Regions from separate parts of the Homo sapiens genome. Here region 1 is linked to region 2. Evidence: read pairs that join two places in POLR2A ChIA-PET (ENCODE). Cell type or tissue: K562. All regions are shown on one strand. Each heading gives the region's core, and the rest is flanking DNA. Links, peaks and the distances in the headings are about the cores only.

Evidence for each region. ChIA-PET counts read pairs that join two places held together with the same protein. Peaks named below come from ENCODE experiments on the same cell type or tissue, not always from the same donor. Only the 100,000 strongest peaks of a DNase experiment are listed, where the experiment ranks them.
Region 1: POLR2A ChIA-PET joins it to region 2 with 5 read pairs; 3 of 35 experiments call an interaction of 5 or more read pairs at or near these places.

What each region holds. Positions count from the first base shown.
Region 1 is chr10:77,765,429-77,768,346 of GRCh38, reverse strand. No RefSeq gene overlaps it. Among named protein-coding and RNA genes, the nearest start is that of KCNMA1, 130 kb to the right of the region's middle. In K562, for the core only: no CTCF peak of the experiment used is centred there; no DNase peak of the experiment used is centred there; H3K27me3 peaks cover 124 bases.
Region 2 is chr10:77,967,694-77,970,611 of GRCh38, reverse strand. No RefSeq gene overlaps it. Among named protein-coding and RNA genes, the nearest start is that of DLG5-AS1, 42 kb to the right of the region's middle. In K562, for the core only: no CTCF peak of the experiment used is centred there; a DNase peak (open chromatin) is centred at 1,448.

The DNA of each region.
Region 1 (2,918 bases), core at 239-2,738, 200 kb after region 2:
TTAATTGAAAGTGACAGACAAAGCCTCTCAGACTTCCCCCCCTCATCTCAGGCTGGATGCTGGTGAGCTTATTCAGCACTGGTTACAGCAAGTCCTGTTCCATTGACCAACCAGCTCTCTTGCCACATGGGCCATCTGTCCATTAATATGGGGTGTGACCATTTATGGAAATGACTACAAACCCTCATCCTACTCACAGCCTCAACATCTATTGTATCTTGGTGGCCAAGTAGGAATAAGTAGCAAAGTTAATTTCATTGTGACTGTATTCTTTTTTTTGGTCCTCCCTGTCTTCACTTTATTCATATAAGTAAAGAAAACTCCTATTAAAGGCAAAACAAACAAAAAACAGGCAGCCAAGGAGTTTGAGAGTAATGTAGTTTCATAAACAGCACCTTCAGATATGTATGATCTCCCGTGATTTGCGGGTATACCACAAACAGTTTTTTCTTAAAAGTATGGGACACACAGTTTGATGTCAAATTACTGAGAGGAAGATCAAACCCTGCAGATTTCAGATTTCAGATTTCCCTTGATAGTGGCTGTTTTACTCTGACATGCCTAAAATTAACATATGTCACATTTAAAAATGTATTACACATATTCACGTAAGCTTAAGAAAGGGTATCATGAAACAAGGAAATTGAAACACACGTCAGTGATAGAAGTTAAAGAAACATGCATGAGGTCAACTCTATACGATTCTGCAAAAAACAGCTCTAGGCAGTTCACTGCTACGTAAACAAGAAGTTGGAAGTTGGGGGTTCAGCTTCACTTGAAAATCGTGGAGTTGTCACCCATTCCTCTCTCAACCCTGTACCCTTATCTTCCACCTCGACTCTTGTTTCCCTTTCTTTAGTTTCTGACACTGGCTTCTTGGCTTCAGCCATTCTCAACAGAGGGAACAGCATGAGAAAAGTCAGTTGAGCTTCCCCATGGGGTTACATCTCCTCCACCTCCTAGGAAACATCCTCCCTATTTTTTTGTAGCTGCCATTTTTGGAAGGCAGCTTCCTCTACACCCCTCCACTTATGCAAACTGCTCGTCTTCACAGGTTCAGATCTAGTTCTCCCTTCTCCAGGATCCGGGAGTTTCCCTCCAATTTCATGAACGGCATCATATTTATTGTCTGTACAACTCATTTTACTCAGGGGGCAGAGGGCAGTTGTAACCTCTATGGACATTGTTCTCTTCAGACAAGCCTGCCATTTGGAGAGGGATACAGTGGATGGGGGATACACATGGTGAGTCAGCTGAGTCTAATACTCTTTGGAAACCAGTAGGTGACAGACGCCACAGCCAACTCTTCCCCCACATTTAGGTCGCTCATTCTTGTACACAATAGACCCTGCCTTACTTCACTCATTTCACCTCCATCTCTTCTCTCTTGAGATCCTAAATTTAACTCACTGAAGGGAGGGACCACTTCATCTGTTACATCCCTTTTGACATGCAACACAGGGCTGATTTTTCCAGAGGTTACCAGCCAAATTCCTATGGCATGAATGAATAAATGGGTGCTTCTGATTACCAAATCAGTCTCCAGCCCTCAGTTCCCTAAGACCATCTCAAAATTCATAGTTCTCCCATCATCTCTAGTCTGAAATATCTAAAATCCTCCACTTCTATTTTCTCCTTCAAATCTGGCCCTCTTAACCTTCTCATATCTCTTAATGATACAGTTATTCTCTAATACTCAGCAGAAACCTCAATCATCTTGGAATCCTTCTCTTCTTGGTCTCTAAAAATCACCAAAATCCACTGAGTTAGGTATTTCCTTTTCATTCGCACGGCTACAACCTGGGTTTCATCAACAGCCTAAGTTTAGGCCCTTATCACCCAAGCCTGGACTTTTGTAAGTGCCTCCTGCTTCATTGCCTTGAACAATAAAACCAGGCTAATCTTCCTAAGACATTGTTTTCTTCAAGTCAATGAACTGCATTTAAAAAATAAACATCCATGGCTCCTATAACTAGTGAAATAGAATTCAGATGTCAGCCTACACTCAAGGCCCACCCCCACCACCCCCAACTGACTTCAGCTGACTTTCCAGCCTTCCTCTTTCCACCTGGACTTTGCAACGTTTCTGTCCAATTGGACTGGTTTGCTCACGGGCTCCCCAAGCAGGCCTCTGGCAATATTAAATGTCTTTGTTCATCCTGCCACACGGCCCTTTTTATTTTGTCTTTCCAAATTCTGCCCAGTCTTCCAGGCTCAGTCAAGGGTGAGTCCCATCTCTTTGACACCTTCGCCAGCCACTTGCAAAGACCACAGGCTATTTACCCTTGAAGTTCTTGAAGTTTCAACTTCAGGGCCTCACACCCCCAAGGCTTGGACCTTATTATATATTTGTAACTATATATATATATTTTTTTTTTCTAAAGAAGTTCTTTCAATATTATGAACTTCGACCCCACATAAACTTGCACCCACCATTCTGATCATCTGCAGCTCTCAGCTGCAGTTTAACTGATCTGCAGGGTTAGAGCTACTTATAGTGTCTTATTCAGTAAGCCTGGAAACATACTCAGAGCTCACACTGAGTCTCCTATTTCTTTGATTTCCATTTGGATCAAATCCCCAATGGTATGTTGAATACGTATTTTGAATATATATTTCCATTCGTGTAGACTTCAGAGCTCCTGGATGCAGAGGCGGGGAAGATCTTGCCCTTGGCATCAGGGCACATGTTTTTGGAAGGATTAAATATGAGCATCTATAAAGGGAGGCGGGCAACATGAGTACCCTAAGAAAAGTACAAACAAAGTACTGTAGGGGGTTAAAGAAGAGATGGCGCTAGGTTTGGCATTTTACCCATGGTATACCAACATCCCAGCAAGGTGTGCCGGGTATGCGAGAGAATGGCAGCTGCCTTTTCCTGGTGCCTGGCTTATTCTCCACACCCTTGGCCCCCCAGC
Region 2 (2,918 bases), core at 308-2,807:
TGTGAGCCACCACTCCTGGCCCATATGTAATTTTAAATCTAGTATTGGCCAGGTATGGTAGCTCACGTCTGTAATCCCAGCACTTTGGGAGGCTGAGGCAGGAGTACTGCTTGAATCCAGGAGTTTGAGACCATCCTGAGCAACATGTCAAAACCCTGTCTTTACAAAGAATACAAAACATTATCCAGGCATGGTGGCACGCACTTGTAATCCCAGCTACTTGGGAGGCTGAGGTGGGAGGATCACCTGAGCCTAGGGAGAAAAAATGAGAAATTAATTTTAACAATGCATTTTATTTAACCCAACGTACCCAAAATGTCATTTCAACATGTAATCAATATAAAAATGACTGAGATATTTTACACTCTTATTTTCATACTAAGTTTTCCAATTCCAGTGTCTATTTTACACTTAGCACATAGCGAGTTTCACATGCTCAGTAGCCACATAGCCTAGGGGTTGGCCATTCAGCTCCTCCATTTACTCTCCAAGAACTTTCCAGTAAATGCTTCCTGGGGCTTAGGCTAACCAGAAATGATTTTCTATTTCCTGCTAGCCTGGCCCCAACCCTGAGACCTGTATGAAGGTGGATAGTCCACACTCAGAAAAGAGAAGCAGGATGGTAGTCATGGAAGCTGGAATCTGCCAAGGAGTATGGAACAACTCACCAGCCAAATGAACTCGTCCTAAAAATATGGATCTAATTTTTTTAAAAAAGAAAAGGCCAAGTGCAGTGGCTCACACCCATAATCCCAGCATCCCAGCACTTGGGAGGCCGAGGTAGATGGATCACTTGAGGTCAGGAGTTCGAGATCAGCCTGGCCAACATGGTGACACCCCATCTCTACTAAAGATACAAAAATTAGCCAGGCATGGTGGCATGTGCCTGTAGTCCCAGCTACTCGGGAGGCTGAAGCATGAGAATCGCTTGGACCTGGGAGGCAGAGGCTGCGGTGAGCCAAAATTGCGCCAATGCACTCCAGCCTGGGTGACAGAAGAAGACCCTGTTTCAGGGGGAAAAAAAAGAAAAAGAAAGGAAAGGGAAAAAACATGAAGAGAGCCCAGTGTATCCAGACCCGAGTCTCATCACCTTCTCAGGAAGCTTTTTGGGTTGTCCAGGCCTTAAGTAGGCCTGTGCTTCCAAACTTCATTTCTGGGAGGAGTGCCAGTGGGCTGGGGAAGTCGGAGGCTAGAAGAAGCCTGTTCTTGTACCTTGCAGTCTGTTCCACCACCGAGGAACAGGCCTGACCCGAGTGGCCTGCAGTAAAGCTCCGAGTCAGGGAGCATGGTATAATCACCTGACACTGGTGTTACAGGTAAATCACAATCTCTCCCCATAGACAACATGATCTTCCTCATGTACAAGATAAGCTACTTATTCAGTAAGACAGCACTCAGGGAAGTATGAATTTGCAGATCTGGTGATAAATCCACTGGTCTGGCAGAAATGGACCTGGACTGGGATAGCCATGACTCCAGTTCTAGCCACCTTTCTGCCTGCCATTAGCGGCATTGCCTTCGGCAGGCTGCCTCCCTTCTGCATCTGTTTCCCAGTCTATATAGTGGAGATTAAAGTCTCAGCCATGCATTTCTGCTTCCAAGCATCCGTGAGGCATCTAGAAGCTGGAAAGCTTTGTACATCGCTTAGGCAGAACACGCGGAGGGAGCTGGTCACTGCTGATGGAGTCTCAAGTATTGGCTAGCTCCTTCCATACCTCACCCTCTTACCTTTCAGGAATTGTCCTGGGACCTGAAGCTGAGCCCCAAGACGGTGCCTGGGACCCCCCCCCAACCCGGCCCTGGTGTCAGTGTGTGCCACAGCTTACCCTGCTGTTCTCTAGGCCCCTTCCCTAATACTGAAACTACTGTCTAACCTGGGTGGTTTTTTTTTTTTTGCATTTTGGAGGGGGGATGGGGAGAGGGGGGACAGTTTTGTTCTTTTTGCCCAGGCTGGAGTGCAATGGCATGATCTCAGCTCACTGCAACCTCTGCCTCCTGGGTTCAAATGATTCTCCTGCCTCAGCCTCCTAAGTAGCTGAGATTACAGGCACACACCACCATGCCCGGCTAATTTTGGTATTTTTAGTAGAAATGGGGTTTCACCATGTTGGCCAGGCTGGTCTCGAACTCCTGACCTCAGGTGATCCACCCACCTTGGCATCCCAAAATGCTGGAATTACAGGCATGAAGCACTGCGCCCGGCCATGGATGTTTTGTTTTGCTAATTGTCTGCCTCTCGCTGGTCGAATATAAGCTCCATGAGGACAGGGGTTTTGTTTTTTAATTCACTGCTGTATTCCCAATGCTTAGCACACAGTGCCTGGCACATAGTAGCCACTTTAAACACATCGGTCAAATAAATGAATATATGAAGGAGTGGATTCCATCTTAAATTCCCTTTTAGAATTTGACGTCAAGGAGGAGTGAGGGCCTTGGAGCCCAGCAGGCCTGGAGTGGAATCCCTGCTTGGTTACTGCATAGCTCCAAGTTGCCCCCATCCTGATCAGAGTTAAGATGTCCTGCTGGCTGCAGGGTCTCCCTATTTAAGGACTGCACAAGCATAACTGCCTGTTGTCCTCCCACCACTTCACAAAAGGCTCAATTCCAATTTTGCCCAAAGAGGGCCCCTCACAGGGCCAGACCAAGGGCATCGGGCTCTGACCACCATCTCCCACCTCCCCACATTTTCTGCCTTCGGGCCTGGGCCCCAACCCTGGCCCCAAACACAAGAGCCAGAGCCAAACACGTCTAGCATATACCACCACGGGTGATTTATTTAAGGGTCTCCAAATAATCGCTTAAGTGTCACCATGGCAACCTGAAGAGTTGCCATGGAGATTGGAGCAGGAAACGTCCCCATGGAGACCCCTGGGAGACGCTCTAGGAAATCATTACCAGGTGGAGGGGGCTTGGGAAGG